Regions from separate parts of the Homo sapiens genome. Here region 2 is linked to region 1. A link is a loop called in an ENCODE intact Hi-C map of the cell type or tissue named here. Cell type or tissue: transverse colon. All regions are shown on one strand. Links, peaks and the distances in the headings refer to the core of each region. The heading gives the core; the rest is flanking DNA.

What was found. Hi-C counts contacts between places; a loop is a spot of excess contacts. Peaks named below come from ENCODE experiments on the same cell type or tissue, not always from the same donor. Only the 100,000 strongest peaks of a DNase experiment are listed, where the experiment ranks them.
Region 2: a loop joins it to region 1, with 2.5 times the contacts of the local background. A loop is called at or near these places in 9 of 110 quality-filtered maps.

What each region holds. Positions count from the first base shown.
Region 1 is chr5:150,670,217-150,675,232 of GRCh38, forward strand. MYOZ3 (myozenin 3) reads left to right here. Exons shown (of 7, transcript NM_001122853.3): 3 at 268-422; 4 at 1,381-1,434; 5 at 1,539-1,692; 6 at 2,124-2,286. MYOZ3-AS1 (MYOZ3 antisense RNA 1) reads right to left here and starts at 2,253. Exons shown (of 4, transcript NR_186487.1): 1 at 1,900-2,253. In transverse colon, for the core only: no CTCF peak of the experiment used is centred there; no DNase peak of the experiment used is centred there; H3K4me3 peaks cover 1,721 bases; H3K27me3 peaks cover 2,317 bases.
Region 2 is chr5:150,577,360-150,581,359 of GRCh38, forward strand. No RefSeq gene overlaps it. Among named protein-coding and RNA genes, the nearest start is that of SYNPO, 61 kb to the right of the region's middle. In transverse colon, for the core only: no CTCF peak of the experiment used is centred there; a DNase peak (open chromatin) is centred at 2,232.

The DNA.
Region 1 (5,016 bases), core at 612-4,611:
GGGAATTCATGCAATAAACACAAATGGCCAAAGAACTTCGGAAACAGTGCTAAACTTCACTGAGCAACAAACACATGCAAATTAAACTCTGAGGTGTCATTTTTGCCCATCAGGTGGGCAAAGATTTCAAACAATCATGACACCCGGTGTCGGCAAGCTTGGTGAGAAACAGGCATTCTTACACACAGCATGCCATGCTTCGAGAGGTGGGGCCTGGAGTGTATGGGGGATGGGGTGGTGAGAGCCCGCTCTGGCCTTTCCTGGCAGTCCCTACGCTGGACCTGGGCAAGAAGCTGAGCGTGCCCCAGGACCTGATGATGGAGGAGCTGTCACTACGCAACAACAGAGGGTCCCTCCTCTTCCAGAAGAGGCAGCGCCGTGTGCAGAAGTTCACTTTCGAGTTAGCAGCCAGCCAGCGGGCGGTGAGTAAGCCACCATTGTGCTCATGGGGAAAATGAGGACCACAGAGAGCCACTGGTTAGCCTAAAGTCAAACGGTAAGCCAGGCTGAGGACTGTGATGTTCCCATCAGATTAGGCTCCTGCCTTTCAGTGTGATCCTTGAAAAGTGTTATCTTTTTAGGCATCTCTCCCTGGATACAGAACAAAGTAAACAAAGTGGATTAGGGGGTTGAGGATAAGCCGTGGAGTGAAGGGACTCTGGCTCCTACCAAAAAAAAAAAAAAAAAAAAAAAGCTAAGACAGGCATGCACTCTAGGCTAAATTTGCAGCAGGCTGGATCTAGTTTAGACTTGGGCCTGATCTAAGATGGAAAATGTAGAATGCCCTTTTTTCTTCTTCCCACCGGAGAAAGGAAAGGCCATGGAATAATCTGCTGGTGGAGAAGAAAGGCAAGAAGGGTTTTTCCCTTGGCTTCAGAAAGGCAGCAGGCAGTTCCAGATACTTCTAAGGAAGCCAGGGCTATTCCATCCACCCTCCACTTAATTTCTGGGCTAGACAGGAGGCAACTGAGAGGGAGTGATGTGGCAGAAAAATAAAGATGGCAAAACACCCGCCTTTGCTATGTGCCTAAGACAATGCTAGCTAAGCACTTTGCAGGTATCTCATTTAATGCTCATAGACCCCTCTGAGGAAGAGATCTTCATCACCATCATCCTCATTCTATCGAGAAGGACATTGAGGCTCAGGGAAATTAAGTATCTTGCCCGGACTCGGCATTACAATAGCAATTAACATATATCGAGTATTTCTCGGTCCCAGGCACTGGGTTTAGCGTTGTAAACTAGTAACTCATCCTTGTTCCCCGATGATGGGCGTTAGGATTCTTGCCTCCCCCCGACCTTTTTTTTTGGTGGAGGGAGAACCCTGGTCCCCTGCCCCGCTGAGCTTCTCTGCGGTTTATTCTACCCCCTCGTTCCCAGATGCTGGCCGGAAGCGCCAGGAGGAAGGTGACTGGAACAGCGGAGTCGGGGACGGTGAGCGTGGAGGGGAGCTCCCTGGAAGGGAAGCTGGGGGAAGGGGAGCGCGGCTGGGGGCGGGAGGTCGTCGGTGGCCTCTGAGAACCCGCCCCTGTGCCCAGGTTGCCAATGCCAATGGCCCTGAGGGGCCGAACTACCGCTCGGAGCTCCACATCTTCCCGGCCTCACCCGGGGCCTCACTCGGGGGTCCCGAGGGCGCCCACCCTGCAGCCGCCCCTGCTGGGTGCGTCCCCAGCCCCAGCGCCCTGGCGCCAGGTGAGTGGCCTCCTCGGGTCCCGGGACCAGGGCTGGGGGGCCTGAAGCATGGGTGTGCTCCCCATGGGGCAGGAAGAGCACCCAGAAGGCTAGTCCGCCCCCTTCCCCAACACACACGCGCACGCGCGCACTCCCCTCGCCAGACCACGAGCCGGAGGGGCGCCGCGCCCCAGGTCACACAGCGAGTCAGCCAAGGCCAAGACCAACCCGCGCTGCGAACTCGTGGCTTCCTCACTGCAGTCCTCCGTGTTTCCTGGGATGGGGAGGGGTCTCCTGTGCTGGAGCAACTGTGGCTTCCCATTCCCGCCGTCCTCTCCCCTAACTCCGATCTTCCCTCCTCCAACCGCGTCCGCGGAATGGGGGTGGGGCGAGGTGGGGTTGGGGGCTGAGGGTGGAAGAACGGAGGCGCTCCCTTCCCCCCGCGCCCCTAGGCTATGCGGAGCCGCTGAAGGGCGTCCCGCCAGAGAAGTTCAACCACACCGCCATCTCCAAGGGCTACCGCTGCCCTTGGCAGGAGTTCGTCAGCTACCGGGACTACCAGAGCGATGGCCGAAGTCACACCCCCAGCCCCAACGACTACCGAAATTTCAACAAGTAAGGCGGGGCGGGCAGCCCGGGGGACAGACCGGGAGGGGCGGGAAGCCAGTCACAGCCACAGCGGGAGCCTGCGTTTCCTGAGCACTTTCTGCAGGCCAGGCTCTGTCCCCAGCGCTTTCTATTCATTGACTGAGCTCTGGCTGGAACAGCGCCTCCGCACCTGGTAGGTGCTCAGTTAACGTGGGAGAAATGAAGAGTGAAGGTGCCGCACATCTTGGATATTCTCCAGGACATGGTGGGCGGGTGCTATGAGTTTTCCTGTTCTGCAGATGAAGAGGCTGCGGCTCAGGAATATGAACAACCCGGCCAAAGCCACAAAACAAGGAAGCACCGGCAGGGCCGGGATTCAGGTCTGGGTTTGTCTGACTCCAGAGCCCAGTGCCTTGTTCTCCATGGCTGCTGTGTGCTACCTCTTTGATGAACATCTAGATTTGTGTCCTTCTCTGAGGGGTCCCCAGATTTCAGCAGTTCGAGGCCAGCTCAGCTTTTCCTTTCACCAATGGCCTAGAAGAGGCCAACAAGGTAGCTTTGAGGCTGCCCCAAAGTGGAGAGTGGCAGTGAAACATTGGACGCCAGAGTGAGGGCCACAGCGCAGTGGCCTATATGGGTTTAGAGCGTGAGGCCTCCACGTGGACTTGAATGCAGACCCCAGGCCTGCCCGTGTTGACCTTGGGCAAGTGACTTAACCTCTCTGAGCCTCCATTGCCCCACCTGTAAAATGAGGGGTTTATAGTACCTGCTTCATAAAGTTGCTATGGAGATGACACGAGAAGCCATAGGTAAAGTTTCTGGCAAGTAAGACACTTGCAACAAACAATAGCTATTATTGTTGTTGTTGTTATTATTATTATTTGAGACGGAGTCTCACACTGTCACCCGGGCTGGAGTGCAATGGCGCAATCTCAGCTCACTGCAACCTCTTCCTCCTGGGTTCAAGCGATTCTCCTGCCTTAGCCTCCCTAGTAGCTGGGATTACAGGCGCCCACCACCGTGCCCGGCTAATTTTTTGTATTTTTAGTAGAGACAGGGTTTCACTATGTTGGCCGGGCTGGTCTCGAACTCCTGAACTCGTGATCCACCCGCCTTTGCCTCCCAAAGTGCTGGGATTACAGGCATGAGCCACCGCCCCCGGCGTATTATGATTATTATTTACAGCTGAGATGAAGTTTGGACAGGGGAGAGCTTGAAAGGGATACATTTACCATTCTGCACTGAGGGCCTGAAAACAAACCATAGGAATCAAGACAGGAGCTTGGCACTGGGGGAAGGCCTTGGGCTGAGGAGTGCATGTTAACTGCATTGGCTTCCTTGGTCTGGTGCTATTTTTGAATATGCTCCTCTGGTTTGGGCTGCATTTAGTGAGGAAAAGGGGAGTCCACAGAGAGGACGCCACGGTCCTGCTCTTCTGGCATTTGCTCAGACCACACGTGGAGACTGGGTCTGTCTAAGACAGACGGGTGGGCGCCAGAGCCTAGCTAGGCCTGGAAAATCAGCACATATGAGGAAGGGCTGAAGGAACTGGGGGTGATCTGCCTTGAGAAGAGACAGCTCCAGAGGGATGTGACTGCCCTCAAATATCTGAATAGGCAGAGACTTCCTGATGGGAAGAATTGGGCTTAGCATGCGCTGTGTGAGTCACGAGCCATTAACAGACATTCTGGAGTTCCCTGGCAGGCAGGACTGCCCTATCTCCTCCTGGGCCCTCAGACCCTGCCTGCCCAGTCATTTGAAACCTGCAGCAGACATTCAGTCCTGGCAGGCAGCTTCCAGGCTGGGCCACTCAGGTTGCATCTCCCACTGATCTCATGCCTCATGTATGACAGCAAGGCACATTCCCACCAGCAGAAAGAGGCTCTTAGGGAGCCCTGCATCCAGACCTCTTCTGAGGGAGAAAGACCAACTGAGGCATAGAGAAGAGAAACAGCAGTTTGGGTGGCCAAGATGTGCTCAGCTTCCAGGGTCCTGGGCTCCCAGTCAAGGGCCTGACTGTGGGCCTTGCATGGCTTGGACACCACCCAGCCTGTTCCTGTGAGGCCTGGCTGTTGCCACCAAAACTGGGGTGGTCCAGGCAGAAATGCTTTCCTGGCTGGGACTCAGGCCCTGGCTCAAGGTTTGTCTTTCCACCCCAGAGGCAAGCACTCTCCTCTTCCCACTGGTCCCAGGCTGCTGGAAAAACAACACAAGCAATGATTTTTATTTTTCTTAAAATTAAGAAACAGTATTAAGGCCGGGCGCAGTGGCTCATGCCTGTAATCCCACTTTGGGAGGCCGAGGGAGGCGGATCACTTGAGGTCAGAAGTTCAAGACCAGCCTGGCCAACATGATGAAATCTCATTTCTACTAAAAATACAAAAATTAGCTGGGCTTCTTGGCACACACTTGTAATCCCAGCTACTCAGGAGGCTGAGGTGGGAGAATCGCTTGAACCTGGGAGGCGGAGGTTGCAGTGTGCCGAGATCCTTCTACTACACTCTAGCCTGAGTGACAGAGCAAGACCCTGTCTCAAAACAAAACAAAACAAAACAACAAAAAAAAGTATTATTAAAATCACATACATAGGTTCTCTTTTAAAAAATGTTAGGCAAATAAATGTAGAGCCCCTTTGCTCACCATCCTCCAATCCCAGTTGCCTTCCCAAAGGTAACATGGTTGTCAGGCTGGCCTGAATGGGCTCAGAACATTTTGTGTGGGCAGCTGCATGCCTGTAGGGGGAATGGCGTTTGTGTG
Region 2 (4,000 bases), core at 1-4,000, 93 kb before region 1:
AGCAGAGCTGAAGTTTCCCTAAAGAAGAGAAGTTGTGGACACCAGCTTCAGTGCCTGAGGGTTCCAACCTGCCCTTCTGGACAACCTGCCCTGCTGTGTTAGGGTTCTCCTGAGAAACAGGACCAATAGAAGGTGTGTGCATGCATGTGTGCACATGTGTGCATTTGTGTGTGTGCACGTGTGTGCATGTGTGTGGGTGCGTGCATGTGGGTTTGTGTGTGCATGCATTTGTGCATGTGTGGGGGTGTGCACATGTGCATGCGCATTTGTGTGTGTGCATGCTTGTGCGAGTGCATATGTGCACGTGTGTGCATGCGTGTGTGTGCATGTGCATGTGTATGCATGTGTGTGTGTACCTGTGTGTGCGCACACATGTATTTATATAGATAGATTTGTTATAAGGAATTGGATCCCCAGATTATGGAGGCTGACCCATCCCAAGAACAGCAGTTGGCAAGCTGGAGCCCCAGGAGAACTGAGAATGTAATTCTTGTCTTGAGTCTGAAGGCCTGAGAAGCAAGAGAGCTATTTCAGTTCAAATCCAAAGGTAGAAAAAGCTAATGTCTGAGTTCCAAGGCCAGCAGGCAAAAATAATTCTCTCTTACTGGAGGGAAGGTCGGCCTTTCATTCTCTTCAACTTACAGGATGAGGCCCACCCACATTAGCGAGGGCCATCTGCCTTTAGTGATTCCCGTGTCAATCTCACCCAGAAACATCCTCATAGGAGAACCCAGAATAATGTTTGACCACATTTCTGGGCACCACATGGCCTAGTCAAGTTGACACATAAAATTCACCATCACACTTATGCATTTCAGACACACCTAGCCAGCTCCTACGATCGCGTAAGCCAAGTCTTTGCAGTAAATCTCTTACTATACATCTCTTACTAGTTGTGTTTCTCTGGCTGAACCCTGACTGACACACATGGTGAGCTGCGATAAGAATAACAATTGCAATTATCGCCTTTTCTGGGAAGTCCCCAGCAGTAGGTCTGCATGTCGCAGGCCCTTGGCAAGTGCCAAGGAGTCCCATTTTATAAGCGGAACGGAAGTCACAGCAGTTTCGGCCGGGTGCGGTGGCTCACGCCTGTAATCCCAGCACTTAGGGAGGCCGAGGCAGGCGGATCATGAGGTCAGGAGATCGAGACCATCCTGGCTAACACAGTGAAACCCAGTCTCTACTAAAAATACAAAAAATTAGCCAGGTGCGGTGGCAGGTGCCTGTAGTCCCAGCTACTTGGGAAGCTGAGGCAGGAGAATCACTTGAACCGGGAAGCAGAGGTGGCAGTGAGCCGAGATCGTGCCACCACACTCCAGCCTGGGTGACAGAGCGAGACTCCGTCTTAAAAAAAAAAAGAAGTCGCAGCAGTTTCTTCCATGACTCCAAAGGGCTCTAGGCAGCAAGGACAAGTCCCATCCGAAGTCCCAGCACAGACAGCCTCACGGCCCCACCTACACTCCATAGCACGACAGGGCTGGCTTCTCTGGGTGCCAAGTATGCAGAAGAGGGACGGCTCGCATAGTTCCATTGCATGCCAGGCCCTTTGCCACAAACTTCACCTATTAACCAGTCATCTAATCCTCACAATAGAGCACCAAGGTGGCTACTGATGGCGGCAGCGGCCCATCTGGAGCAGCCGCTGCAGGGACATCAGCTGCAGTCGGGGAGGCACATCAGCTGCAGTGGGGGAGGCACTGCCAGGGCTGCGCGTTCTGCAGAGCCAGAGGGGGCCAAGAACAGGCAGGAGCCCCGCCCCTACCAAGTCGGCCAGGTGGGAGCCCATGCTGCCAGGCACAGCCACAGCTCTGGACCATGGCATCCCTGTGTGCTCAGGGGCCTGGGAAGTCCCTCTCCCCGCACAGGCTCTGATGTACCTGTTCCTGCTCCTTGGCCTCTCCCTGCTCCTGGCACCTGCTCTGATTTTGGAGCAAAGTTGTGGCTGAGCCCAGGTGCTGTCACAACCCAGCTAGGTGTGCACGCATTCGAGGTGGCACTGACACACCTGCACCCCCACCACCTTGACCTCCTCTGGACTTTGGGCACCAATAAGCATGGGAGGAAGGCAAGGGACGGCTGAGGGCAGCTCAGCACTGGCCTGCTGGCACTTCTTGCCATGAACAGCCTGGATACCATGGACAGCATGTTGATGGCAGAGGCAGACAGGTCCCTGGGCAGAAAGGGGCAGGTCCCTAGTGAAACCCCACCTTCAAGCTAGGGATGGCCTGAAGCCTGGGTGCTGGGCTGCCTGTTCTGGGTGAAGTCCACAGCCCAGCCCAGAATGATAACTAATGGTGCTTTTTCCAGGCCACCTACAGCTGCCCATGGATGAATCAGCAAGCACTTTCTCCCTTCTAAGCCCATAGAAACCCAGATTCAGCCAGACTCACACAGATGTCTGGACTACCAGCTGTGGGAAGGAGCTGCCCACTGCGGGTCTTCTCTCCACTGCGAGATGGACACTTGTCAGGATGACCTGCCTGCGGGAAGGAGCTGCCCACTGTGGGTCTCCTCTCCACTGAAAGATGGACATATTGGGACAGCCTGCCTGCAGGAAGGAGCTACCCACTCTGGGTCTCTTGAGGGCTGTTCTGTCACCCAATGAAGCTCCTCTCTGTCTTGCTCACCCTCCAGTTGTCCACATACCTCATACTTCCTGGACACAGGACAAGAACTCGGGACCTACCGAATGGTGGGACTGAAAGAGCTGTAACACAAACAGGCTGAAACATGCCCCCCACTTGCCATGTTGCGGGTGGTGAGGAGAGAGGAGCTGCGGCCCTTCAGGGAGTCCAGACCTAGGGGCTCCCTGAGCCAGGGCTGTGACACCCTCTTTGGGACTCGGGTTTCTGGTGTCTCTAAGCTTCCAGGAGTCACCATGTTCCCGGGTGCCCACAGTGGAAGCTGCTTGCAGTACATCTGGTTCAACTGCAGCTTCACACAGAGCCAGCCCCTGTGCCGGTGCCTAGAGCTGCCCACCCCGCCACAGCTGGCACACCTGGCTGTGTGCAGTGGCCACCTTCCTGACAGCTCTGAGCCTCCGCTTCTAAAGAGGTTTAAGAGCAATAGTGACGGGTTTCTTTTATGTTTCCCTCCTTTCCAAGATGGTAATGTGGATCTACTTTGATCTCAGTTCGAATTCCAGCTTTCAACCTTGAGTTTCTGATTCATCTTTGTATCTTGGGTACTTGGCATGGAGTAGGTGTCCAATAAATTTAATTGTCACATCTTTTTATCTGGGCCTCCATTTTCTCAATTATACAGTGGGGATCCTGATATAGTCTTGGACTTTCATGTATCTGACAAATTGGTTTTTTTCTTTCTTATTTTATTCTTGCCACTTCCCTTGTATAGACTCTCTTCTCTGCTAACACCATTCCCACCCCTCATTGGGTGGAGGAGAGGAAAAGGAACCATAAGAAAGGAAGGGACGTAGAGAAGAAAGGGGCTAAGATGAGGATGCCTGCCTCTTCTACTCCACATGTTCTGGGAGTTCCAGTCAGCGTAATTAGGCAAGGAAAAGAAAAAGGCATCCAGATTGGAAAGGAAGACATAGGCTGGACATGGTGGCTCGTGCCTATAATCCCAGTGCTTTGGGAGGCCGCCAAGGTGAGAGGATTGCTTTAGGCCTGGAGTTTGAGACCAGCCTGGGCAACAAAGCAAGACCTCACTTCAACAAAATAAAAAAAAAATAAGCCAGGTGTGATGGTGTGTACCTGTCATCCCAAGCTACTCAGAAGGCTGAGGCTGGAGGATTGTGTAAGCCCAGGAGTTCAAGGCTGCGGTGAGCTGTGATCACACCACTGCACTCCAGCCTGGGTGACAGAGCAAGACCCTGTCTCTATAAAAATATACATAAGTAAAAGTAAAAGAAAAAAAGAAAGGAAGCAGTAAAGCTATCTCTAGTCACAGATGATATGATCTTACACATAGAAAATCCTAAGAAATTCACTAAAAAACTATTGGAACTCATAAATAAGTTCAGCAAGGTTGCAGGATA